5 separate regions of the Mus musculus genome follow, and regions 1, 2, 3 and 5 are each linked to region 4. A link is a loop called in an ENCODE intact Hi-C map of the cell type or tissue named here. Cell type or tissue: left cerebral cortex. All regions are shown on one strand. Region 1 holds the start of Ccdc30 (coiled-coil domain containing 30). Region 2 overlaps Hivep3 (human immunodeficiency virus type I enhancer binding protein 3). Region 3 overlaps Foxj3 (forkhead box J3). Region 4 overlaps P3h1 (prolyl 3-hydroxylase 1). Region 5 has its middle 32 kb from the start of Rimkla.

Evidence for each region. Peaks named below come from ENCODE experiments on the same cell type or tissue, not always from the same donor. Only the 100,000 strongest peaks of a DNase experiment are listed, where the experiment ranks them.
Region 1: it touches region 4 in a loop (2.4-fold over the local background); 10 of 42 quality-filtered maps call a loop at or near these places.
Region 2: it touches region 4 in a loop (3-fold over the local background); 6 of 42 quality-filtered maps call a loop at or near these places.
Region 3: a loop joins it to region 4, with 2.5 times the contacts of the local background. A loop is called at or near these places in 8 of 42 quality-filtered maps.
Region 5: it touches region 4 in a loop (2.4-fold over the local background); 2 of 42 quality-filtered maps call a loop at or near these places.

The regions. Positions count from the first base shown.
Region 1 is chr4:119,411,899-119,416,898 of GRCm38, reverse strand. It overlaps Ccdc30 (coiled-coil domain containing 30), which reads left to right and starts at 1,378. Exons shown (of 15, transcript NM_029286.2): 1 at 1,378-1,763. In left cerebral cortex, no CTCF peak of the experiment used is centred here; DNase peaks (open chromatin) are centred at 1,337 and 1,934; H3K4me3 peaks cover 1,343 bases; H3K27ac peaks cover 678 bases.
Region 2 is chr4:120,118,361-120,123,360 of GRCm38, reverse strand. Hivep3 (human immunodeficiency virus type I enhancer binding protein 3) reads right to left here. Exons shown (of 9, transcript NM_010657.3): 6 at 314-489. Among named protein-coding and RNA genes, the nearest start is that of Edn2, 40 kb to the left of the region's middle. In left cerebral cortex, CTCF peaks have their summits at 2,912 (motif pointing left) and 4,194 (motif pointing right); a DNase peak (open chromatin) is centred at 2,905.
Region 3 is chr4:119,626,521-119,631,520 of GRCm38, reverse strand. Foxj3 (forkhead box J3) reads right to left here. Exons shown (of 13, transcript NM_172699.3): 13 at 2,402-5,000. Among named protein-coding and RNA genes, the nearest start is that of Guca2a, 8.7 kb to the left of the region's middle. In left cerebral cortex, CTCF peaks have their summits at 321 (motif pointing left) and 2,911; DNase peaks (open chromatin) are centred at 306 and 4,447.
Region 4 is chr4:119,237,058-119,242,057 of GRCm38, reverse strand. P3h1 (prolyl 3-hydroxylase 1) reads right to left here. Exons shown (of 15, transcript NM_019783.2): 4 at 4,062-4,193; 5 at 3,273-3,412; 6 at 852-941; 7 at 524-576; 8 at 254-375. Among named protein-coding and RNA genes, the nearest start is that of P3h1, 6.6 kb to the right of the region's middle. In left cerebral cortex, CTCF peaks have their summits at 212 (motif pointing left) and 2,753 (motif pointing left); DNase peaks (open chromatin) are centred at 170 and 2,768; H3K27ac peaks cover 181 bases.
Region 5 is chr4:119,457,601-119,462,600 of GRCm38, reverse strand. No RefSeq gene overlaps it. Among named protein-coding and RNA genes, the nearest start is that of Rimkla, 32 kb to the left of the region's middle. In left cerebral cortex, a CTCF peak has its summit at 2,092 (motif pointing right); DNase peaks (open chromatin) are centred at 911, 1,603 and 2,088; H3K4me3 peaks cover 385 bases.

The DNA of each region.
Region 1 (5,000 bases), 170 kb before region 4:
TAGGTGGCGTTTTAGATACCAGAAAAGCAGAAGCCTCCAGAAATCCAGCTTTGACAACGCACCTGGAGTCTCGAAAAAAGAACATCTGAAGATTTAAGTTGAGCCTGTGCTAAACTGTATCACTAAAGTACTTTGGGGCTGGAAGAAGACATGGCTACTGAACCAAGACTCATTCCCAGCACCCACGAGGCTCCCAAGGACTGTATCTAGTTCCAGGAGATCTGGTATCCTCTTTTGGCTTCCTTGGGCTCTAGCTGTGATGTACATTAACTTATCAATGTAAACCTACATGCACATAAATCTTTTTTTAAAAAAAATATTTATCTTGCATTCTATAAGAAGCCAAACAGAATTGTCAATTAGCTTAGTTAGGCTTTCTTAAGGGTTCTAGCCTTCGTGGTAATTCTGGTCAAGCTTGATTTAAATGATCTTAAGTGGGCTCTCATGAATATTATCATAAAGGTCACCTAGTTCTAGCAGATGAGTCAGCACCCAAGGCTGTGGCTGTAGAGAGGAAAGTCATCTTTTACAGCACTGTACCAATGGCGAAGCCTGTTGTTTTCTGGAAGTTTTGCCAACTAGACCTAAAGTTCATGTCAACTGTGTGCTCCAAGAGAGGTGGTAATTCATGTCACAAAAGTCCAGAAGTGTGGAAATTTACCTTAGGTACTCCAGGTGTGATGACAAATTCTGGCCCTAAATTGAGACCTGATATGCACAGTATCTTGCCTTTTTTCTTTTCTCTTTTCTATTCTCCTCCTCCTCCTCCTCCTCCTCCTCCTCCTCCCCCCCCCCTCCTCCTCTTTCTTCTTCTCCTTCTCCTTCTCCTTCCTTCTCCTTCTCCTTCCTTCTCCTTCTCCTTCTCTTCTCCTCCTTCTCCTTCTCCTTCTCCTTCTCCTTCTTCTTCTTCTTCTTCTCTCTCTCTCTCTCTCTCTCTCTCTCTCTCTCTGTCCTCTCTTTTCTTTTTCTTTTTTAAAGGCAAGGTTCCATTCTATAGCCTAGGCGGCACCGACTGGAATCTACTGTATAACACTAGCTGGTTCCAAACTCAATTCTACCTCACTCTCATGTGCGTGGACTCTCACATCCAAGTTTTGAAGTCACTTACAGAAAAACAAATATAAGGAGATAGGTTGAACTTGGAGGGAAACAATTCGAGAATTAGAACCCTATGTTTACTCGCAGTCTGAGAATTATATAGACGCTGTACACTGTTGTTATGGTTACTGCGGTCTCCGGAGCCAATGGGGTAGTCTGTAGTTCCTGGAGGCCAATGGTGTGCGCTGTAACAACAGTCTTCACAGGAAGAACGGCCCGGGCCACCCAAAGCGTGCATGGTCTCCATGGCTCCCGCCGGGTCGCGCCTGCGCGTCCCCCGCTGAGTGGGGTTGCCATGACAGCGGCTGGGCGGCTGGAGCTGAGAGTCCCCTGCTCCTTCTGCGCGCTGGCAGGAAAATCCCACCTCAGCCCGGGGACGGACCTGCTCTTCCCGTGGTGCACATTCCAGATCTCTTCGGATCGCCGGTGAGCTCCTTCGCGCGGTGCTGGCCGGCTTCGGCGTGCTCGGCCCGGTAACGGTTGGCTCAGGAGAAGTGTGCTCTTGACCGTCCCCGAAGGTCCCAGCCACAAAGGCCCCAGAGACACCGTTGTGCCCTGCGCGCGGCCCGAGCGAAAGGACTGTGGGACTAGCTTCGTCACACGCAACCTTGCATCCGGATGAAGCTCTGCAGGCCTTTGGGGATACCAGCATCCGAGATCATCAAGTCAGTTGCCTTCTGCCTTTCAGCCTTCAACTCCATCCACTTCTCTCACCATCCGAGCACCCGGCTCCTTTATCCTGTTTACCCCACAACCATCTCACCCTTCCCCGTCCACGCTGTGCATTGTAATGTCTTCACCATTCTGTCACCTGTAGACCACCTCCTTCTGCTTCCCTACAGGAAGGCTTTGCATGGCTGCACATTTCTCATCCTCCAGCCCAGCAGTCCCCGTAAAGAGTTTCCATTTCTCTGCACTGTTGCAAATTCTCTGTCTTGGGTGAACTTGAGATGGGTGAAGTAAATGATGCAAATGCATACATGAGACGGTTGCAAACCTATTGTATTTCGAAAATAGAAAAGAATTAAAAGAAAAGAATCAGTTTTGAACTTCTTGACAGCGGTATACACATATGCCATATGTGAAAGTTTAAGTTCCGTTCCTTGTTAGGTACTATGTTAGACACAAATTTAAGCAATATGTTCGTACTTGTAAAAATGGCGTTCAAAAATGACCGCATAGCAGAATTTTGACTTTTAGGCCAAAGTACATCAAACACCCGGGGATTGTGCGATTTGCCAGACTGGAGATACTTGAAACTGTTCCCGTGCCCCCCCCCCTCTTTTTTTTTTCCTTTCAGTTTCTAAATTAGAAAACACTTTTGGTGAAGGGAATCAATCAAGAGCAACTTATCATATTTTTGGAAAAGGAGAAAGCCCAGTGGCCTTTTTTAAAAAAGAAAAAAAAAGTATATTTTATTTAGGAATTGGAACAACCTGTGAATCATATTCTTGGGTTTAAGGTTATACGTGTTTGGATTATATTTCTATAGCAGGAAGGGTACTTAGGGTGAAAAGTCACATGGGGGCTGTTCCAGTTTTGTGACCTCATATTTGTTTGTTCCTTAGCATGTCACTTATAGACCATGTGACCCAAAGCAAGTCCCTTCCTCAGAGCCAGAAAACGACCCCCCCCCCCCGTTGAAGTTAGAGGGCAGAAATGCTGTTAGTCCTCTTTCCACCTACCATTCATTATTACGTCGGCACTCCAGCTTACCACCTCACCCGTTAGATGTGAGGAGCTTAGGCGGCTTAAAACCATGTTTACCCTTGTTAAGAGGCTAAATGACCATTTCTTCAGTATCTATTTCAGAGAGCAGGCTCTGTTAAATGGGGCAGTCTTAGGTACACTTTAAATATCAGAGAATTTATAACTCAAACAGCATGTTTTATTCTGTTGTATTAGATTTTTAGAATTTCCCAACCACCAAGTCTGAGTTCACCGGGGAGAAAATTTTGTTCTGAAATGCTCTAACACCATCCCAGGCAGAGGAACCTGGGTGTGCAGAGTCAAGAAATTAATTGCCAACAGCATAATGAAAGCATTGGTTGAATGACTTAAGAGCTGTCTTAGTCAGGGTTTTTATTCCTGGACAAAACATCATGACCAAGAAGCAAGTTGGGGAGGAAAGGGTTTATTTAGCTTATACTTCCACATTGCTGTTCATTAACTGAAGGAAGTCAGGACTGGAACTCAAGCAGGTCAGGAAGCAGGAGCTAATGCAGAGGCCATAAAGGGATGTTTCTTTTTTGTTTGTTTGTTTGTTTGTTTGTTTTCGAGACAGGGTTTTTCTGTATCGCCTGGCTGTCCTGGAACTCACTCTGTAGACCAGGCTGGCCTTGAACTCAGAAATCCACCTGCCTCTGCCTCCCAAGTGCTGGAATTAAAGGCGTGTGCCACCATGCCCAGCTCAGCCTGCTCTCTTATAGAACCAAGACTACCAGCCCAGGGATGGCACCACCCACAAGGGGACCTCCCCTCTTGATCACTAATTGAGAAAATGCCTTACAGCTGGATCTCATGGAGGCATTTTTCAACTGAAGCTCCTTTCTCTATGATAACTCCAGCCTGCATCAAGTTGACACACAAAACCGGCCAGTACAAGAGCCTAAGGCTAATGATGATCAGATGAACTGAGAGAGAGAAGCAGGCAGGAACCAGGCTGTGGAGAATTTCGGGTGCCAAGCAAAGGGGTTTGAACTCTGTCTGGAAGCGATGCAAACATTAAGCAGCAAGTGATCTGCATTTGGAACGAGCCTTCTGGGGGCTTTACAGAGTACAGGCTGGGTAGGCGCCAGCTGGCAGCAGCTGCTGCTCCAGTGGCCAGTGCTGCTGCACTCTTCGCTCTTCAGAGTATATCAGGAGTGCCTACAGGAAGCCAGCAAGCAAGGGGGAGAAGATCAGGAAGTGAGGAAAGAGCAGCAGCAGGTCTGGGGACAGACTGTGTGGTGGTAAGATGATTGGAGAGGAGTCAGGGAAGACCCGTACCCCCACCCCCACCCCTGCCAGGCTGTGTCACTATATCATTTGTTGGTGACTATAACTGTGGAATCCAGAAGGTACTTTGTGAGGGAAATGGTGCATGAATCCAGCCAAGTTGTTCCGTTGACTGTCCATGTGGAGGAGGGTGGGCCCAAGTTGTTGAGACCTAATTAATGAACCAAAGGTCTCAAAAGATTGAACCAAGAGAGACTAAGCATTGGCCTATTCCAAAATGCTGTGTAGGCTTAGAGCTTGGAGACTTGTTGTGAGCTTCGCTGATGAAAGATTGTGCTGCCAAGAGGAGGGGCATATTCACAGAGAAACCCAGACAGAAGTGCATCAGGAAGCCAGATGTGGTGGCGAACACCTGCCATGTCAGAACAGGAGGCGGAGGCTGGCAGAGCTCTGTGAATTTAAGGCCACCCTGGTCTGCAGAGGGAGCAGAGGGAGCTCCATGCTAGTTCGTTCTCTCTCTCTCTCTCTCTCTCTCTCTCCCCCCCCTCCCCCCACCCCCAAGACAGGGTTTCTCTGTGTAGCCCTGGCTGTCCTGGAACTCACTCTGTAGACCAGGCTGGCCTCGAACTCAGAAATCCGCCTGCCTCTGCCTCCCAAGTGCTGGGATTAAAGGCGTGCACCACCATGCCCTGGCCCGGCCCGAGTTACAGGTGTGCACCTTGACACCTGCTGACCTCACATCTTAACCTTTCAATTCTTGAGGCAGTAAGGGATTAACTGGCTGGGAGTGACAGGAATTTTAAATAACAATGGCTTCAGTGGGTGGGGAGTATAGCTCCATAATAGAATTCACATGTATGAAGGCTCAGGTGGAAACACTTGGTCTAAAAGAGTAGACAGTAGATGGCTCAGCACTTGTGATCTGCAGAACTCACAAAAAAACCGGGGTGCCTTGGCTGGCATCT
Region 2 (5,000 bases), 880 kb before region 4:
CATGCCAGAGGTCATCAGAGCCATGAAGACATGCAGAGGAAGGGGTGATGAGGTCTACAGAGAACCACAAAGTGTGGACTTAGAGGCTGCGGAATATGGGCAGGAGTTTGTGTGACTGTGGCAGCTGTGGGCATCACGGATCAGTCTGGAGCCACACTGCTCTGCCATGGCTACCAAGTGGGTGGGAGTTCAGGATGTGGGGGTTCAGGATGTGGGGGTACTCCAGTCCTTAGGCAGAGGGCTCTGTGCTGGGGCTCCCCCAGGGGGGGATCCCTGCCATGGGCAGGTGGTGCCCCAGCTAACTGTCTCTTACCTTTGGTTTTAAAAGCAAAGTGACAGTGCTTGCACACATAGGGCCGGACGTCAGTGTGGGTGCGGATGTGTTTCTTCAGCATGCTGGGCTTCTTGCAGCGAATTCCACATTCCTCACAAACATATCTCCCTCGGCCGCGGCCTCGCACATATATATACTCTTCGTTTGATTTGTACCTGTGAGCAACAGGTGTCATGTAAAGGAAAAAAAAAAAAAAAGGCGAGGAGGTAGGCAGAGTCCCACCTCAGAAGACTAGCTGCATCCAGCCAGGTGTGGACACTGGAGGAAGCGATGTGTTATAGCTACAGAGCTGAAAGGGACTCAGTTGCCCTGAGGAGCCACCAAAGACTCCTGCAGCCCAGTGTCAGATAGGAGGGATGGCGTCTTCCCTTTCCACAGAGCCACAGGAGATGATTTTTCACGGCAGGAAAGGAGAAGACACGAAAGTGGCAAATTCCCCGCTGGCTGCTGGCTGCCTTCCCACAGCCAGCTGCTGCCATGGCTCTGCCACAGAGAATAGCCACTGGAGGCCACCAGAGCCACCGAGAGAGAAAAACTTACAAAGTGATAGCTGCTGCCATTCATCAAGCCCTTCACTTGAAGTAAGTCACCATCGCCTCACAAGGAAGAGCTAAACAGGTTCAGAGAGGGTGAGACACTCACCGAAGAGCACCCAGTCAGAAAGGGCTGGACCAGAACCCGCACCTTCCCACGCCATGTTGTCTGTAGGGGTGCACTGTGTGAAGGATGTCTCTGTATATTCAGTTGTTGGTTGCTGTGCCCTCAGAGGTGAGTACTGGATGGATTTGGGTACTGTTATTCTTACAGATCATCCACCTGCCTCAGAATTCTGCAAACACTCTCCCTCCCTCACCTGTTGATTGGCTTAATAAAGATCAGGTGGCCAATAGCTAGGCAGAACTTTCACACCGAGAAAGGGTGTCTGGGAGATGAAATGAGTAGTGGGGATTTGACAGCAGGGCACGGAGGGGGTCGGTAGTGTACCGGGACTGAGGGTGAGGCAAAGAACTAGGGTGGGGTGGGCTAGGATTATAGGATTAAGTTAGATGAACTAGCTGTGAGGTAGTCCAAGCTAAAGGCCTAAGCTATAATACAAATAAATCAGTCTCTGGGTCATTATTTAACGGCTGGTGGGTCCACAAAGTCTTGATGTAGTCATCTCCCCCAAGGGTCAACAAAAGAAGGTGGCCGACCAGGAAGCCACCCGGACACGTGTAAGAGGGAGGAACAGGGGCCACCATTGCCTTCCTGGGTTCAGAACGCACCAGGGGCACTGAGCTCTCTTTGGTATCCCACACTGGAGGCGTTAAGAACAGCAGGAGAAGCAGTTCTGGTAGCTGTCTACCTCAGAAGCCATGGACCACCACAAGACAGATGGGGATGTGTCTCCCCATTGCCTCAGCAAAGACTGCTTGTTGTCTGTGCTCACTGGAGGGGCAGGTGGGTCGATGGCAGAGAGACAACAGCACTGAGTCTGCTCAGACTGAGAGGTGTGACCAGGATGGGCTCGAAGAGGGGCTCTCAGATAGGAGCTCCAGGTCGCAGTAGGGGGTTTATCTCATGCCTCATGCCTACACACCCACAAGTACACACTCCTCACAACCCAGACTTATACACTCACAACTCACACAAGCAATCATACACCCCTCGTGCCCACAGTCGTACACACCCCAACACCCATAGTCACCCTAACATCTGCCAACCCTACACCCCAAACATCCATAGTCACTCTAACATCCGCCAACCCTACACCCCAAACATTCATAGTCACCTTCATGCCGTTACAGTCAGCATCATACACCTCTTACCACAGATCACAATTCACACCCTCACACCAACAACCATACACCCCAAACACCCATAGCCACCCTCACATTCACACACAGTCACAAACTGCTTGCTCTCAGTCACACCCTCACACCAACAGTCACACACTGCCCACCCTGTCAGCCTCACACTCTCATACCTACAATCACACATTCTTCAAGCACACACCTCCACTATCACACTCTCACCCTACAGTTACACTCCAAGCCTGCCTATCTATCTATCTATCTATCTATCTATCTATCTATCTATCTATCTATCTAATCTACATCTTGTGTTCAAAAGAAAGACCTGCACACAATGGGGGGTGCACTCCCAGAATACCCTATGTACAAACACAGGAAGAAGTTTGCCTTCATCCTCACGTTTTCCTTGTGCCCTTGGGGTGCAGTCTTCAAGTTGAGGCCGGCACTCTTTCTCAGTAATAAGGTTGGTTTATGCTATAGGCTCTCTGTCACCTGCCACTAACCTCCAGTTGGCTGCGGGAGGTTCTGTTTGATGGGTCCATGAGACTCACTCCCTGACCACTCTTCCGTGCTACACTGCTGCTCCTCACACAGTCCCTCAGCTGTTCTGGCCTCCACCTACATGGACTTTATCATGGCAACCGGAAGTGGGTCTAAGGCAGTCCATCTCGCTGATCTCCTCACTTCTTCCTCCACATCACAGTAAGGACAGAGAGGGTTTTTGCAGAGAGGTTGGCATCCTATGCCACCTGGTCATGTACTATAGAAGCTGGGCGCCATCTACTGGCCAGCACGTGGCTAGGCAGGGTCGGGAGGGTGGCCAGCAGGAGGAGGATTTTCAGCAAGGACAAAGGAAGAGGTGTGCTAAAAGGTATGGGAAGTTGGCAAGGAGAAGAAAGGAGACCACACAGGTCATGTGGACCATACGATCGGTCATTGGGCAGTTTAAAGACTCCAGACCTGATGGAAGATTGCATTGCAGATAAACAAAATCTCAACAAGAGGCAACTATCCACTTGCCTCTTGGGAACGGTTTAGATTGGGGAAGACTAGGGCAGGAAACACGAAGTATTCTGAGAGTAACTCTACATCCTCGGCAGCTGTCTGTATAGAGGAGGGGTCAGGATGAGGGAGAAACAGACATCTTAAGTTTCCACTGGCCTTGTTCTCGAGACCATTCACAGGCTGGGAATGAGGCAATGAGGGCACTCATTTTAACAACTGTGTGTAAGACATAGATAAGAAAGATACGCAGAAACATCTAGCACACAGCGGGGACCTATGGATGCAGAATTTTATAGGTTTGTGAAGAGTAGGGTGGCTGGGCAAGAGAATGGAAGGCTGCTCAGGGATGCTGTGGCAGATCCAGGGGAGAGGTGTGAAGGAAAAAAAATGCCCGTTTGACCTGCCACACACAGCAAGGGCAGAGCATCAAGGACCAAAGACAGGGCTGAGCTTTGAAAGCCCAGCAGAGATGGCTTAGAAAGGGGCAGGGCAGCAGAGTCACAGGTCATGGAGGGCCGGAAGATGGCCACTGAAGGCTCAGGGATTTTGAAGAGACAGCTCCAGTTGAACACAGGGCTCAACCCTATGACTTGCTTCAACTCTTTGAAGGCTGAGACCGTAACTTTATGGAACACCTTTCTGTCAGTGAGGGCTAGTCCTTCCTCTGCCTGAGGCCAGCACCCACCTTGTTTAAATCAGGCCCCTCCTACCAGTCAACCATGCTCACTGGAGCCTCCCCAGAGTCTAGCATTGTACCTGGTGCCCATCAAGAGCTCACTAAATGCTCACAGGTCAGAACAGTAGCCAGGGCTTTTATTCAAGTACGCTGGCATCAGGCTCTGCACTGATTTGCCCACCCCATGTGCCCTTACACACAAGTTTCACCTAATGCTGAGGGTGCCTCCAATATGCACAGCATGAATGAACATGCCCTTCCTCCCTTCCTTCCTCCTTCCTTCTTTCCTTCCAGATTTTAAAAAAGATTTATTTATTTATTTATTTATTTATTTATTATGTATACAGCATTCTACCTGCATGTATGCCTGCAGGCCAGAAGAGGGCACCAGATCTCATTACAGATGGTTGTGAGCCAGCATGTAGTTGCTGGGAATTGAACTCAGGACCTCTGAAAGAGCAGACAGTGCTCTTAACTTCTGAGCCATCTCTCCAGCCCAGAAGAGAAGCTCCTTCCAGTTTTTAAAATTAAATTCTAAGTTAGCATACAAAGTAATGAGCTTCAACACGACACACTTTTGTTTCATTCAATTTTGTTTCTCTAAACCCAGATACCCTGTCCCCCTGTACCTGCTCTGGCTGGTGCTTCTCAACAAACAGTTTCTCTTTCTGTTTTCTGCCTTATGTAGACTTACTATATAGCCCAAGCAAGCCTCAAACTTCCAGTCTTAACTGACTATGTTATAGGCATGTAACATAACTTTCTAATGAGAATGAATGTAAGCACAGAGTGGCGGCCAGAAGGTCTTGAGTCTCATCTCTGGATTTTACTAGAACTTGCTACCGTCGCCCCTCCATAGGACCAGTCCATCTTCAATCTTTGGGGATGCAAAGCACTTTATAGACTAAACATTATCCACCTTTCTGTCCAACCCCCAGTCCTTTTTGCCTCTGTACAGAAAGGGAAGCCAAGGCCCAAAGAGCTTAACTGACATGTCAAGACAGCCCAGTGCTGATCTTCTGAGCACCTGGCTGCCGTGCAGACTGCTGCCCACTCTTGGTGCTCAATGTAGTTTCCCAGTGACCTCGTGTGGTGGTTTGAATATGCTTGACCCAGGGAGTGGCACTATCAGGAAGTATGGCTTTGTTGGAGGAAGTGTGTCACAGTGAGTGTGGACTTTAAGACCCTCATT
Region 3 (5,000 bases), 390 kb before region 4:
ACCTGCAGCAAGAATGTCAGCTGAGGGGAGGGGGGGGGGACGGATGGACACATGACACGACGGGACGAGACGAGCTTCATCAGGGTCCAGCCAAGGCAGCAGTGGAGACCCCACATGACGTGTAGGCTGAGAACAGCAAGGGGGTCAGGCATCTCCAGCCATCAGTACTACCACACAGGGGAAGGGAACACAGACAGCGAGGGAAGGAAGGTGCCTCTTCCTCTCTAAGCTCTGGAGTGTGCTAAGGGGTGGCACAGCTCAGAGCTGAAGGAACCCTTCCAGAAAGGAGAGGCATGCAGCAGGCAGGGCTGCCCCCTGGTGATCACAGGCATTCCATGCAGCCTTTGCTTTACTGCTTTTAATGACTTTTAAAAATGATGTGTATGTGCAGGAAGGAGTGCACTGGATGCTCTGGGGTTGGAGCTCCAAGTGGCTGTGAGCCACCCAGCATAGGTACTGGGGAAGGATCTAGGACAAGTCCTCCAGAAGAACAGACCATGGTCCTGGCTCCCGAGCCACCTCGCCACCGCCTTGCCTCTATTTCCTAAGTTCCTCCCTCTACTCAGGGGCAGTCAGGAAGACTTGGAAAAGCACAGCGGTCTGCTGAGAACAGAGGTCACAGGCTATGAGGACTAGCTTTGGAATGCAGCCCTATTGCTGCTGTTATTACCAGCTCTGTCGCCACACCTGGCCCAGATGCTTTGTAAGGGGTTGGGAATAGCACTATCAGGCCCAGGGGGCTGTTCCCTAAGAGTGAATATGATGATCTATACCAAGTATTGGGGAGAACACTAAGTAGCTGGGGTCCACATTTGGGACACTGCCCTGAAATGGAACTGTAATCTGGTTTCGATTGAGCCAGTTGTTTTCCCATGGTGACTTGTCAATTTATCAGACCTAGGGAAAGGGAGAAGTAGTTCAAAAATTTCTCTTGAATTTACTATAAAAGAAACGAACATGCTGCCTATTCTGCTTGGTTGTAGCCTATCCCTACAGAAGAGATTGCAGACTTGCTTCTAAGGGCAGTGCACCCTACACCAGCCAAGAACACACACACAGTGAGATGTCCTGCTCACGCGATATCCCATCTTATACAGGCCCTCTAATGTTTGAAGTCTCTGTTCTCTTGCAGTGTCCGCTGCAGTTGCAGCATCCCTCATGTCTCCAAAGCTGTCCCCTCTTCCACACATAGTGCCACGATACCACTACGCCATCAGGTGACAGCAGATCAAGTTAGTATGTACAAGGGGATGAAGGGCGGTGAGGAGAGGAAAACTTGTGGGCGTTGGTTTTCTCCTTCCAGCACTAGTTAAGGGGTCTGAACTCAGGTCACCGTCAATCCTGGAAGCAAGTGGATTTACCTCGAGCCATCCCTCCTACCTGTGTACGGGAAGTCTGAACTGCTGCCACGTCAATGACTCTCCTCAGATTTCCCCAAGTAGCTGAGAGACTTGGAACAGGTTGCTTCCTTTACTGGGTCTGAATGCTCTCAATAAAATATGCTTGCAATAGTCATTTTTATAAGAAAACGAAGCGTCAAGTTTTGAATGCCCCTTCCATGAAGTCTTACTGAGCTACCATGGTTTGTTCAGGACTTTTTACACAGCTGGTAATGGCCATTTATAAAGAGCAGCCCTCAGAGTTGTATGTTAAAGCTGAGGAAAATATGCACGCCGCAGATTGACTGTGTTTCTGCCTCCACTGACCAGGAGAAGCACACCCTAGTCAGAAACTTGCCAGCAATGGGCAACAGGACACACACACACACACACACACACACACACACTTTCACACATGCTGAGTAGTACTGTCTCCTTGGCTTTGGCAAACCATGGAAGAGTTTTGGAGTCTACTCCACACACAGCCATCCTAAGTCTACAATTAGGTAAAAGGTGGGCGAGCTCTTCTTGTGCAGGTCTCCATGCTTCTTGCCTGGCAACTAAGCCTTTTTGAACCTGTTCCTACCTCAACCCACAACCCTCACTCTAGTCGAGCCTGAGCCAGGGTGTGGAGCAGCAGTGTCAGGGAGATGACCGCTGGCCTCAGGTCCTTTGGAGGGTGACCTGCAATGCCGTCTCTGAAGAGGCTTTCCTAAGCTACTGTTCCTCACCAGGGAAGCTTCCGGGGTGGCCTCCCCGGTCAGGTGCTGCCTGCTCGGCACCCCAGGCAAGTATGTACGCATTAAAGGTGGGAACTATGGCTTCCTCTTCTCTGACTTTCTCTCTGGAGAGCTTGCACAAGTGTCTGCTCAGGAAAGTGAGGTGCAGAAATTAAACAGCTTTAAGTTCAGTGCTAGGGCAGCAATGCCTGGGTCTCAAACTCCCGAGGGCTCCATGGTCTGGCCACTGGCTTCAATCTGGCTTCCTCAAGCAGCAAATAACACAGACCATCAGGCTGCAAATACAGTTATCATAATATATTTATTTTAAGTGCCATCCATGCATATCAATTCTGGCAGCGACAATCCTAATGACACTTGGAATATTTCTTTACAGCACTATACGGTTACAAAGAATGGGTGCCACTCACCATTGGCAGAATATGAAATCGTGCAATAGGAAAACTGTAGAAACATTAAAACACTTGACTGTCCAACAGCAGCACAAGAGCAGGTTGTTTCTGCACAAAAGCCAATGCATGTCACCACATATATACAATATAAGTATGTACACATCACCCTTTCAATGAACATATCAAAATACTCTATTCCATTTGAAATTATCCCAAGATCGATCCCCTCCCACTTCAAAGGACGTCTGAGACACATATTAAATATTTACAGGAACACACAGGAGTACATTTACATTTCAAACACTGCCACAAATGCCAGTCGGACTCTTCTCCTGGACAGAGCGCCCCATCTGTGTATGTATGTTTGTTAGTCCTTACCCCAAGTCTCCAGTTAATTTCAGCCCTAGAGAACTTGCTGTGTGTCATCAAATAAATCAGAAATGGCCACTAGAGGGACTCTGCGCCCACCAGGTAGCCTTCCCTGCCCAGGCACTCAGGCTTGCTGAGCCCCAGGGAAACAGGGAATCACAGAAGAGTGGTGAGTGGCCTCAAGTGCCATTCTTGGTCAGTTTAAACATTCATAAATATATCGATCACTGCAAATCAGTAATTGTCAAATGGGAAGTTAGCTTCACATAATCTGTAAATTCATCAAGCCATGCTGTTTCAGACTGCGATACTCCAACACCCAATCATTTAAAGTGCACACTGCTGCGGAGCAATCCTAGTCACAGAGCAGCCATTTTGGTGTCTAGAAAACAGAGACTTGAGCAAACTACTGAGGACCTCATTTTCCCAAGCTTTTTCTCTGCAGACAGCCATCTCATCTTGCCCAGTCCTTCCGAGTGAGGCCTGTTGGCTATTGGTTGAGAATCCTCTGTACCTGAGCTTCTTTCTCTCATGCCAAGTGGGGGTCCAAGCAACAGCGAAGCCCGAGGCTCTCCCTTCTTCCCTGCACTCCCCATGGCTTCCCAGGGATTCATTCAAGACAACACTCCATTAACACATACACAGATATTCTCATTCTCTCCCCGTGCCCCGTCTCTTTCATGATCTCTTGCACTTACACACACACACACACACACACACACACACACACACACACACACACACAGAAACCTTTGTTCCAGTAGAGATTACTCATCCACAGACTCGCTGAGGTTAGTCAATGTGATTAAGCACTGCTTAGCCCAGAGACACTAACAAGCAACTGGTGACCAGTTATTTCTTCTTGATTTGACAGAATCTATTTTCTCATTAAAATGGATTTCCCTCTCTGTAAAGAACCAATTAACGATCTATTCACTGTGGGGAGGAGAATCTCCTTTCTTTACTTTCATTATAAAATCAACACATTCAACCCATGCTAGCTGTGACATGACACAAAACAAAGCAACTGATCAAAGCTCTGAGGTGCTTCATGTTGGGGACACACAGACCCAACAGCAGGTCACGCAGTCAGTCACTGCACTCAAGACTGAAGCAGATAAGACTCTGGAGCTGCATGCAGCCCCTGCTAGCGTTACCAACAGCAGGGACACTGCTGTATAAACCCAGCCTCTGTATCTTGCTGCCTAAATAGACTGATTCAAATTCCAGGAAATTCCTATGTAGCTATTAAGTCTCCCCCAGCAGGAAGGCTAAGCAAGACAGGAAGCACGCTCACCTGGTAAGGAGTGATGATAAAAGAGAAGGACCAATGCTTCTGATTGTCTTTGTCTGTAAACTTTATCCAGAAAAATAACCATGCTTTCAGACAAATCCCTCCCTAGTGAATCCAACAGAACTGTGCATTCACAGAGCAATAAATATTAAAATAACACTTTTGAATAATAAATACATAAGTGACTATGGAGACATTGGTTTGTTTGAAGAGCCAAGCAATACCCAGTTTCAGTCAGCCCACACATTTCAGAGCTGCCAAGATGCAGCTGAGGAATCACACTGACAGGTACAACACTCTCTCTACAACACCGAATGACAAGTGACAAGCTTGCTCAGGAACAACGGCCCTCTGCACTGTTTTTGAGTACCAACTCCAGATTCTTTGACTTACTCGGTGGATTCATGATTACTCCTATTTCTGAAGATTAAATAAAGGAAACTGGGCTTTGAAAAACTGATTTCCTTTCAGCTCTCTGTATCATTTGAAAGCATCCTGCAGAAAATGGCCTAACAAGGAATAAAAACTGACAGTAACTTTCTTTTCAAGATACAATAATCCAATTAGAAAAAACTTGAAGCCTTTCAGTAATATTTGTACACATATTTACACATATGTATCTATAAACTGCTCGCAGCAAAATAGGCTCTGTCTGAAAAATCAGTCTGGCACTTGTGGTCAACATCAAACTGACACAAATATGCAAAAAGCTGTCCAAATCACAACAGTTAGGAGCTACAGAGGGTACTGGCAGGGAGACAAACATGTAGTTCTTGCTTGGGTTGGATAAAAGCAGTAAGTTACCCAGCTAGAATCTCTGATTGTC
Region 4 (5,000 bases):
GGGAGGCAGGGGACTTACGCTCTCCATACTTACTGTGACTATGCTAGTCTAACTGTGACATGGGGATCGTACTTCTTAGCCAAAGGCCCGTTCTCAGGGCTGTCTGGATGACAGCTCCTTAGTGTGTTGCATGTGGAGGAAGTCCCAGCATCTGCTACCCAAGCAGAAGCTGGTATATAATGGGCTGAGCAATGCCTTGTGGGTGCTGCCACCTGGTGAACGTGGGCAGGCATGCCACCCACTGCTGCCTCACCTTCCCGCGTCAGTCGGCTCACATCCAAGGACTCCTTGGTCTTCTCCTCCACGAGGGTCTCGATCTCCTTCATAAGGTTGCCAATCTCCTGGGAGATGCGGACTGCGGTTTCGCGTTCCGACCTGTGAGCATGACAGCACTGACTGCTGGGGTCAGCCCTGGTTCCTACCCCAGTGTCCCTACTCCCAACCCCTGGCTGGGCTCCCATCTGCCTGGGTGCAGGAAGCCTGAAGTGCTTCGTGAGCCCGACCCAACCATGGGATTTCTCACTTCTGTTTCTCCTGCAGTCTCTTGGGAATCACCTCTTCTGGAGTCCATGAGTCCTAAGGCAGGTCAGGAAACAAGCAAGAGAGTTGATCTTTCAGGTTATCTGTGTGTGACCTGCCTCACTGCCTGAGATGAGGTGGGCTCTTGGGACCATTACTTTTAATGGCTCAGGACCGCCTTTCACTGTCCACTTTGTCTCCCGTCCTCAGGGCCCACGCACCCATGCTTGGCTCGGCCTTGGACAGCGGCTCCCCCAGAGTTCTGCAGCGTGTACTCCCTCAGTGCCCAGTGTCCCCCTCTCCCCCTCCCTGCAGCTCCTGCTCTGGCTCACCGGATCCACAAAGGGAATTCCAAAAATGTCATAAGCGAAGAAAAGCAGTTCTTTCTCCAACAGGCTTCGACGTCGGTATTCCTCGGCATTCTGAGGAAACAAAGAGTCTCCTAGAACTTAGCCCTTACCCTTCAGCCCTAGGGTGGCCCTCCCTGGCATTGTGCATTGCTCTACGGGACTGAGGTGCCTTCTCCCAGTCACAGGTGATGTGTTGCCCAGTTTGGCCAAAGGTCTCCCCTCTATGCTCAAGAGGACTCCCGAGGGCAGCGTAATTCAGCCACACTGAAGGAGAGGAGGCCCCAGTGATCTCTGAAATGGAAGAACTGATGATCCTGAAAATGGAAAGACTTCATTTCTGCCTTTGAAGTCCTTGACATTGAACCCAGGGCTTTAGGCATACCAGGCAAGGCTCTCTACCAACTGAATTGTGTCTTTTTTTTTTTTTTTTTGAGACAGAGTTTCTCTCTGCAGTCCTGGCTATCCTGGAACTCACTCTGTAGACCAGGCTGTGAATTGTGTCTTGAGCCCTCTTTTCTTCTTGTTATATTTTATTTATTTACTTGGTGTGTTGTGGAGCGTGTGGCCTCCACTGTGCATGTGTGGAGGGCAGGGGACGACTTTGTGGAGTCTGTTATTTACATCCATCCTTTTGTGGGTTCTGTAGGTTGAACTCAGGTTACAAGCTTATGTGGCAAATACCTTTTTTTTTTTTAGAAGATCTTTTGTCAACCATTCTTTTAAGATTTATTTATTGATTTTATGTATATGAGTATACTATAGCTATCTTCAGACACACCAGAAGAGGGCATCAGATCTCATTATGGGTGGTTGTGAGCCACCATGTGGTTGCTGGGATTTGAACTCAGGACCTCTGGTAGAGCAGTCAGTGCTCTTAACCACTGAGCCATCTCTCCAGCCCGGCAAATACCTTTTTTAAAATTAGATTTTTTTATTCTATTTATTCTCTGTGTGTTTGTGTGTATGCGTGCGTGCGTGTGTGTGTGTGGGGGGGGGGGCGGCACTGTGACATAGGTGAGGAGGTCAGAGGACAATTTGTCAGTTTCCTCCTTGTACTGTGAGGGGCCAGAGCTCAAACTCAGGTCACCAGGCTCAGCAGCAAATGCCTTTACCCACTGAGCCATCTGCCATTTTAATTTTGAGACCAGGTCTCACTGCATAACCTTGAACTTGTGATTCTTCTGCCTCTGTTCCCTGAGTGGAAGCTCATGGGCGGAGACTGAACTTCATCTTAAAGACCCTTAGGAGCAGTAGGATTGAGAGCGATCCTATCTGGGTTTTGGGGTCCCCAAGCCCATGTTCTTTCTATTTGGCCACCTGCCACCCCTCAGAATGGCTGGGCTCGATCCGTCCCTGAAGGCGGGCAGCTATAGAATAGCTAAGCTTGGCACTCTGGCATTGCATGTGTATTCAGGGGTGGGGCTTACCCAGAGCTGGGAAACTGAGTCCCTTCCAGGGTCACATCTTTTCCCTGGGTCCCCTACTAGGATCCAAGCAGCAGAAGGAAGAGAGAAAAAGACAGTGCTAAAGTGGAGGCAGTTCAAGGAGGAACACATTAAAGGAGTCCACCCCGTCGGCTACCACAGTCACCCATGAGGAAGGAGTTTAACTGATCGGCTTCCTGCTCCAAATGCCAGAAACCAAGCCACACGTGCTATCCAGCGGGGTGAGCGGTCTGGCCGGGGGCGCAAACCAGTATTAGCTACTCTCGCCTGGGGGAGAGTTCTTCCTGGGGGAGAGTTCTAGGTAAATGTGCTCACACGAGTACATTCCTTCCCTTCTGAGAGACTCTTAATAGGATCCCAGGGAAGGGAAAAAGTATCAACCCAGCAAGACAAAGACTGGAAGGGCCTTCTTAAAGCTAGATGGCCGCCATCTAGTGGACAAGAAGGATAACTACAAGAACGCCAGTCTCAGCTGGGAGGGGCTGACAGTGGGATTATTTTCTTTAGAGACTCAATTCCAGAGCTGTGTGGGAGGAACTGTGGCTTGGCCCTCAGAGTTGAAGTCTGTACCTAAGTTTTCTCCTCATTCTAGAGATGTGGATAATGCTGAGTAATTGAAGAAAGCAGACAATGACAAGGAGAAATGCACTCTGGGACTAAAACAGAAACAGAAAGCCGTGTGAGCAAAACAGACCCATTATGAAGGAAAGAACACTGCCTTTGGGCAAATGGCATCCAGCGTCTAGCTTGGGTGTCAATCAGGGCAGAGAAATCTGTGTGCCAATCCAAAGAATGTACATCGAACTCTAGAGGATTTGGCTCTGCCATGTTCTACAAACTCCTGGTACTCCTTCCCACCCTGAGTGACAAGCTGAGTCCAAGACCGGCCCCACCCCACCCCACCCCATGAGCACTCATCTTCCTTCTGATTGGGTTCAGCCAGAAGCCAGTCTCTCACCTCCCTGGGGCTGATGGAGCTGGCCTCTTCTTCTCCAAGCATGGCTGTGTAATAAGCCAGATTCTGGTGCATCACCTCATCATTGGGAAAGAAGAGGAGGTAGGTCTTGGCACATTCAATAGCTTGTGTATAGTTCCCAACTGCAAAGGAAGAAAAGCAAACGGCCGTGAGGGAAGGGTATAATCCCAGACACCAGCAGCCACTTAGCATCTGGTTTCAGAGAAGCCTTGAGGCCACAATGACAGGACAAAGTAGTATTTTCCACACAACTTTCTAGAAGAGGAAGATTAGAATAGCTGGGAGCCTCCTAGACAGAAGGACCTCTTTAACTCGACGCGGACACACACCATGTACTCTTGGATGTGCTATTCTGGCTGGGACCCAGTAGGTACCCAGTAAACAACTGCTGATTTGCTGAGGGTTTGTTTTTCTGGATATTTTTCGTCCCTTTACCCCTGGAGGAAGACTGGGCCTGCCCTGTGAGCTAGTGTCAACAGTAGTACATCCTAACTGTGCTATTCATTCTTATTCACATGCAAATTTAGATTATAAATGAACAAAAAGGGACAAAAGAAAGAGGTCCTAGACTCCCCTGTTCCTCCCTTCTGGGCAGTAGAAATTGGCTACCTGGGCCACAGGCTTGTGACAAAACACCCAGGAATCATTGGGCATGTTGCCTCCCACAGACATAGCTGCTAGACATGCTGAAGAAGTGGAGTGGTCACAACCCTGCCTGGCTGGCTACACTTTAGTTGAGGCATCGGAGAGAAGAGAGAAAGCAGGTCTTACTGTTGTAGTAGGCAAACTGTAGGTAATTATAGTGTGAAGGGAGGAAGTCTTCAAAGGGCTTTTCCCTACTTGGGTGGGAAGCCAGCTCCGTGACACAGTTCTGCTTACAGTTGAGGACCTGGACGTAATGATCTGAAAGGAATCAGAGATGAGGAACAGCGAGGTCTTTTGTTTGTTTGGTTTTGTTTTCTGAGACAGGGTTTCTCTGTGTAGCTTGGCTGTCCTGGAACTCACTCTGTAGACCAGGCTGGCCTCAAACTCATAGTTCCGCCTGCCTCTGCCTCCTGAGTGCTGGGATTAAAGGTGTGTGCCACCACTGCCTGGCTAATACAGTCATATTTGGGATTCAAATTCTGGCTAACATAGGAAAGTTGAAGTGGAAAGTGATCTCTGTGTGGAGGATATGTGCATGCATTTGTGTATGTGTGTGCAAGTATGTGGCATGTGTGAACACGTGTGTATAGGAGTATAGGAGCCAGATGATGTCAGCATCTTTTTCCATCACTCTTCATTATGTTTCTGAGATAGGCTCTGTAACCTCAAGCTCACCCATATGATGAGACAAGCTCTAGCAAGGGGATTACAGGTGAGTGCCACCATGCTCAGCTTTTATGGCCAGGACCCTGGGTGTCAGGATTTGAACCCAGGTCCTTTTGCTTGTGCAGCAAGCACCTTACCCACTGAACCATCTCCCCAGCCCCTGAAAAGGTAATTTTTAGTTAGAGTTCTAGACTTAAAAAATTTGAAGAGCTGGAGAGATGGCTCAGTGGTTAAGAGCACTGACTGCTCTTCCAGAAGTCCTGAGTTCAATTCCCAGCAACCACATGGTGGCTCACAACCATTTGTAATGGGATCCAATGCCCTCTTCTGGTGTGTCCGAAGATGGCTTCAGTGTATTCATATACATAAAATAAACAAATGTTTAAGAAAAATTGGGGG
Region 5 (5,000 bases), 220 kb before region 4:
GTCTGTGACTACAATATGTTTCATATAGAGGCTGAGTTTGTTGTGGTTCTGTTGGTAATTAAAATGCCCACATAGCATACGTGAAGCCCTGAGTTCAATCCCCAGCAGTGGAGAAAACCAGACAGCCCACACCTGTGATCCCAGCACCCAGAAAGAGACAACCGGACTAAGCATTCTAGGTCACCCTGGGCTACATCCAATGGCAGAAATTGATGAAAACCCTGGCTTGAGTTTAATAAGCAAACACTCAAAACCTTTTTTTTTTTTTTGGTTTTTTTCGAGACAGGGTTTCTCTGTGTAGCCCTGGCTGTCCTGGAACTCACTCTGTAGACTCAGAGATCCGCCTGCCTCTGCCTCCCGAGTGCTGGGATTAAAGGCATGTGCCACCACGCCCGGCTAAACACTCAAAATTTAAACTTAATCCCAGGACCCAGAGCAAAGGCAAGCAGATCTCAGTGAGTTCAAGGCTAGCCTGGTCTATATAGTAAGTTCCAGACCAGGCAGGAATGCACAGGGACACCCTATCTCGAAAACAAACCAATGAGAAAGAAGAGGAGGAGGAGAGCAGGAGAAGAGGAGGAGGAAGAAGAGGAGGAGGAAGAGGAGGAAGAACCTCAAAATCTCACAGTTCCTTCCCTGGTCTTTTGCATTCTTGGGTTATTTGTATTTGTGAGATGGGACTATGACCTAATAGGATGCCAGTCCGTATCCCTTCCCTACCTCACGGTGCAGTGATGTCACACTGGGTAGCTTGGAATCCACTGCGGTAGAGGTTTCTGTACCACAACGATGGGCAAACACCACAGATGAAGTTTGTATCCTTCAAGGGTCAGCACAGCAGTGCCACTGGGTGACGGGAGAAGGAAAACACGTACAAGCTCAGGAAGGCCTCAGCTCTGGGGAGGTAGGGTGTGTGAAGGCTTTCCTGGAAGCCAGTGACCTGGAGAAGCTTGCGTGATCCTTTTGAATTCAGGCAGACTACTTGCCAACATGGCTTTCTGCTAATTCTGCCTAGCTTCTTTTTTTCACATGGAGAAAAAAAAATCTGTTTCCTTTGCCTGGGAAATTTGGGAGTGATTATGAGACTCAGTCTCCCCTATGGGAAACACCTAGGCTAAGCTCCCTTGGGGAGAGTCCACTGTGGGTTTCCCCCGCACAACTGGTAAACAGAGTGTGCTGTAAAGAAATAACAGACGTTAACTGGAAAGCCAAAGAGCTCATTTGCAAGCCGATTTTACAGCGACAACAAAGTTAACTCCCCCAAAAGGGAAGAAATCAGTTTAAAATGACTTGCTCTTCTTTGCTTTCTTATTAAGATTATTACTGCGGACCAGAATGCTTCACTCGCCTTTGTGCGCTGTGGCTTTTGGACATCCGTTTAAGTAAGAGTCACATGCTGAATCTCCATTTTATTATTTTCATATCATAAAATGAGGGGGATGCTTCAGAGAGACGCCATCCTATTCACTGGCGCACCAGCTGCATTCTGAAAAAACCATAATTTTCCTTTCAAACCCAGAGTGTTGTCTGAATTGTAACAGCTCCCTGTTGTCAAGTTGATGGGGGAAAACACTGTTGCAGATGGTGAGAGCTTGTCTGGGCCGCCTGCCACGCTCTCCTGCACTGACTCGCCAATTACAATTCAAACCACGTGGGAGACTTAAAAGCTGTTTTAAATGGCAGCCTGGTGCAGACAGGAGTCTTCCGGGATTGAGAGACTCTGCATCCACCCGAAGAGCTCTGACTGGCCAGTGGGACCATCACGGCTGCTCTTGCCTAACCTTTCAAGAGGCTTCTTGGATAAAGAGCTGTGATAGGACTGTCCAGGGTGACAGGCCTCAAGTCCCTGGACTAAGGCTATTCCCAGCAGCAGCAGGCAGATCAGGAATTCAAGCCAAGGTGAGAGTCAGGGTGAGCGTCAGCCGCTGAAGCCAAAGACACCTTCACCCCAAACGCTGTCAGCGACCTTTCTTTCCTTTTCATACTTATTTTTTTAAGAAAAATTATATTTTCCTTTATGTATATGTATATAATCTGAGCGAATGAATGCCATGTGGGTGAATGACTGTCATGTGAGTGTAGTGCTCACAGAAGCCAGAAGAGGGCATCAGATCCCCTGGAGTTACAAGTAGTTGTGATGACAGCTTTGGAATGTGGTTTTTGGTACAACTGTACTGAGTTGAGCACTGTAGCTCTATTCCTCCTTTTGATGCTATCTCTGTTTTGACTACACCCCTGGGGAGGAGGTGGAGGTAGCCCTTGCTGCAGTTCTCCACTAAGCCTGCCCCAATCCCAATGTCAGCCCCCTTACTCTCTGCCCATGGAAGTGTAGAGGCCATTGGACCAGCCAGCCCCAGGCTTTGCTGGATCTCTTCCCCTGGGAGTTTGCCAGTGTCAGTGTTGTGAAGGAGACGAGACGGTGGCCCCCGTAGTCTAGAGGTTTCTACTGACTTCAGGCATAGCTACCATGATCTGCTTCAGAGTCTCCAGCTCTGGGATTTCACCACCAACCATGTGTGCAGTCCTCAGCAGTCACGCTGCCCTGCAGCACAAGTGTGTGGGGACTCGATGACCTCCCTGGAGGTGTTTGTTAAGACTTAACCTAATGGGATTCCCCACAACTTCTCTTGCTTCCCTACAGAGATGTCACCTGGCTTGCTAAGTTCCTTTACACTACAGTTGATTTTTACAGGGACAGAGGTTGTGTCTACTGCCCAGAGTTTCTTTCACCAAGTCTTCCAGTTAGGTTTCTAATCTGACATCATCTCTGGAAGTTCTCTGTTTGAACAAGGGTCTTCCTTTGAGGCTCTTGTTGTCTGGGGGTCACTAGCACAGACTAGAGAATAAAGTAGCTAGGACAAGTGGACTCTAAGTGACAAAGACCAAAGAATGTGACTTTCTCGAATTACGGTTTACAAGATGGGCCTAGGGTCTCAGAAGAGGGGCTGCAGGAGAGGTCTGCCATACACTTAAGGAGTGGTTCTCACATGTCTGCCCCTGTAGGGTCTGGAATGAGCTATGTTCATCCACTCTGACATGCTACACTGTCCCTCTTTCCTACGTTCTTCTCACTGTTTCCAAGCTCCAGTTACTAAGAGAGAATCTCTCCTTCAAGGATGGGAGTGCTGGAGAGCTGACTCCATCAGTAAGAACACCCACCACTCTTGCAAGGAACCTGGGTTTGGTTCCCAGCAGTCACTTGGTGGTTCACAGCCATGAGTATCTCCAGTCCCAGGGGATCCACTTCTGGCCTCCACAGGCACTGTACATGGTACCCAGACATACACTCAGGCAAATACTCATGCACATAAATTAGAAATAAAAATCTCAAAAACTGTTTCCATATGCTGTTGTCTCATGTGGCAACATTACCAATATGCCTTGACACCATTAATTCTCAGTCCTTATTCTGGTTAGCCCAGGCATCCAGAACTCCACAGAGCTCCGGCATAGGCCAGTGGGATTGTCATGGCAAGAGGTATTAGGAGAGAGTAGTAATTGCTGCCCGGCCACCTTGTCTGTGGCTCTGGCAGAAATGGGTAGAGTGGTGCCCGATGGAAAGACCTTTGGGCTGGGTATAGTCGCCCTAAGCTGAAAGATGTTGGGACTGCCTCTCCTTTGATTCCTGGTGTCCTGTGGTGTTCTGGGTCCTCCAAGCTTCCTGCTCCTATTCCCACCTATCTGTCTCACGGATACCCACTGCTTCTCCATTGGCTGCTGCTGTCACTGCAGACTCTTCCTAACTCGGAGAATAGGTTTCTCCCACACCTTGTGCTCTTCAACCAAGCATAGGATAGTTTAGCTCAGTGACACAGATCTTTAGTCTAACTTGTATATTTCTTTCTTAGACTAGCTTGGCTGAAATCCTCAAAGCAAGAGAACATTTGAGAAGCAATACCCTCTTGATCCCAAAGTCTATGACCAAAGAAATACAACAGCCAGGAGTTTCTTGTTATCAAAGACTTAGCTAGGATAATATGTGACTATAGTCCTCATTGTATAGTATCAGACTTATGTCAATTGCCTGGTGAGACCAAGGCAATGCACTTGTTTGTTTGTTTTTCCTTATATAAAATATATATTGGGGGCTAAAATGGCACCATATCTGCAACTTACTTTCAAGGTTCAGAAAACAATAGAGATGTATAGAGAAAACGATAAAGCCCATGCGGTAGAATGAACACAGGGAGTGGGGAGGTGGGAGCTGGATGGAAGCAAGGCATCATGGGAGTTCTGAGGCCACATGTCAGCCTCCGGGGCTCCTTTGCCTCTGCTCCATCATGCGTTCAGTTTCCTCACTCAGGGTTTCTTCTCTTCCTTCTCCACACATCATCCCTCCGTGATCTCTGTTGTCAAGGTATTCATGACCATGCACATGACAATCATCAAATTTCTCTCTTGAACTCTGGTTCCTTTTCTGAATATCCAGTTACTCACCTCTCAGCCCCTCTCTGTCTCATAAGCATCTCCAAGTCACTGTATCCCAACAGGTTTTCCCCTGCTCTCTGGGGCTTTTCTCCTGGGTGCACAATGCCAGCAACTTGCTCAAACCAGAAAAAAAAAAAATCCCAGGGGTCATTTTTGGCTTATCTGCCCCTGCTGCCCCCTTACATACAACTGTGTTTCTTGTAGTGAGATTTAGTTTTCAAACTATGAGCTCTTTTGTTACCTCCCCCTTTTCCCAACCCTATTTATTAGGATCTTTGGGGAAATCTAAAACCTTGACAAAAATTTGCCAGCAAGTAACAATGTTGGTACTGTTTAAGTGTGGCTCAGTTAATAACCTTGTTTTTATGATTTTAAAAGTTATAACTGGCTGCTTGTTTATATATTTGCTATTTTGAAACTTTTAAAATTACATTTATTTACCCATCCATTGTGTGTACGTGTGCATGCGCATGCACACGCCGTGGTGCATACACCAAGGAGCTGTGTGTGTAAAGGAATCAGTTCCATCCTTTGACAGTGTGGCTCCTGGGGACAGGACTCGGGTGGTCAGG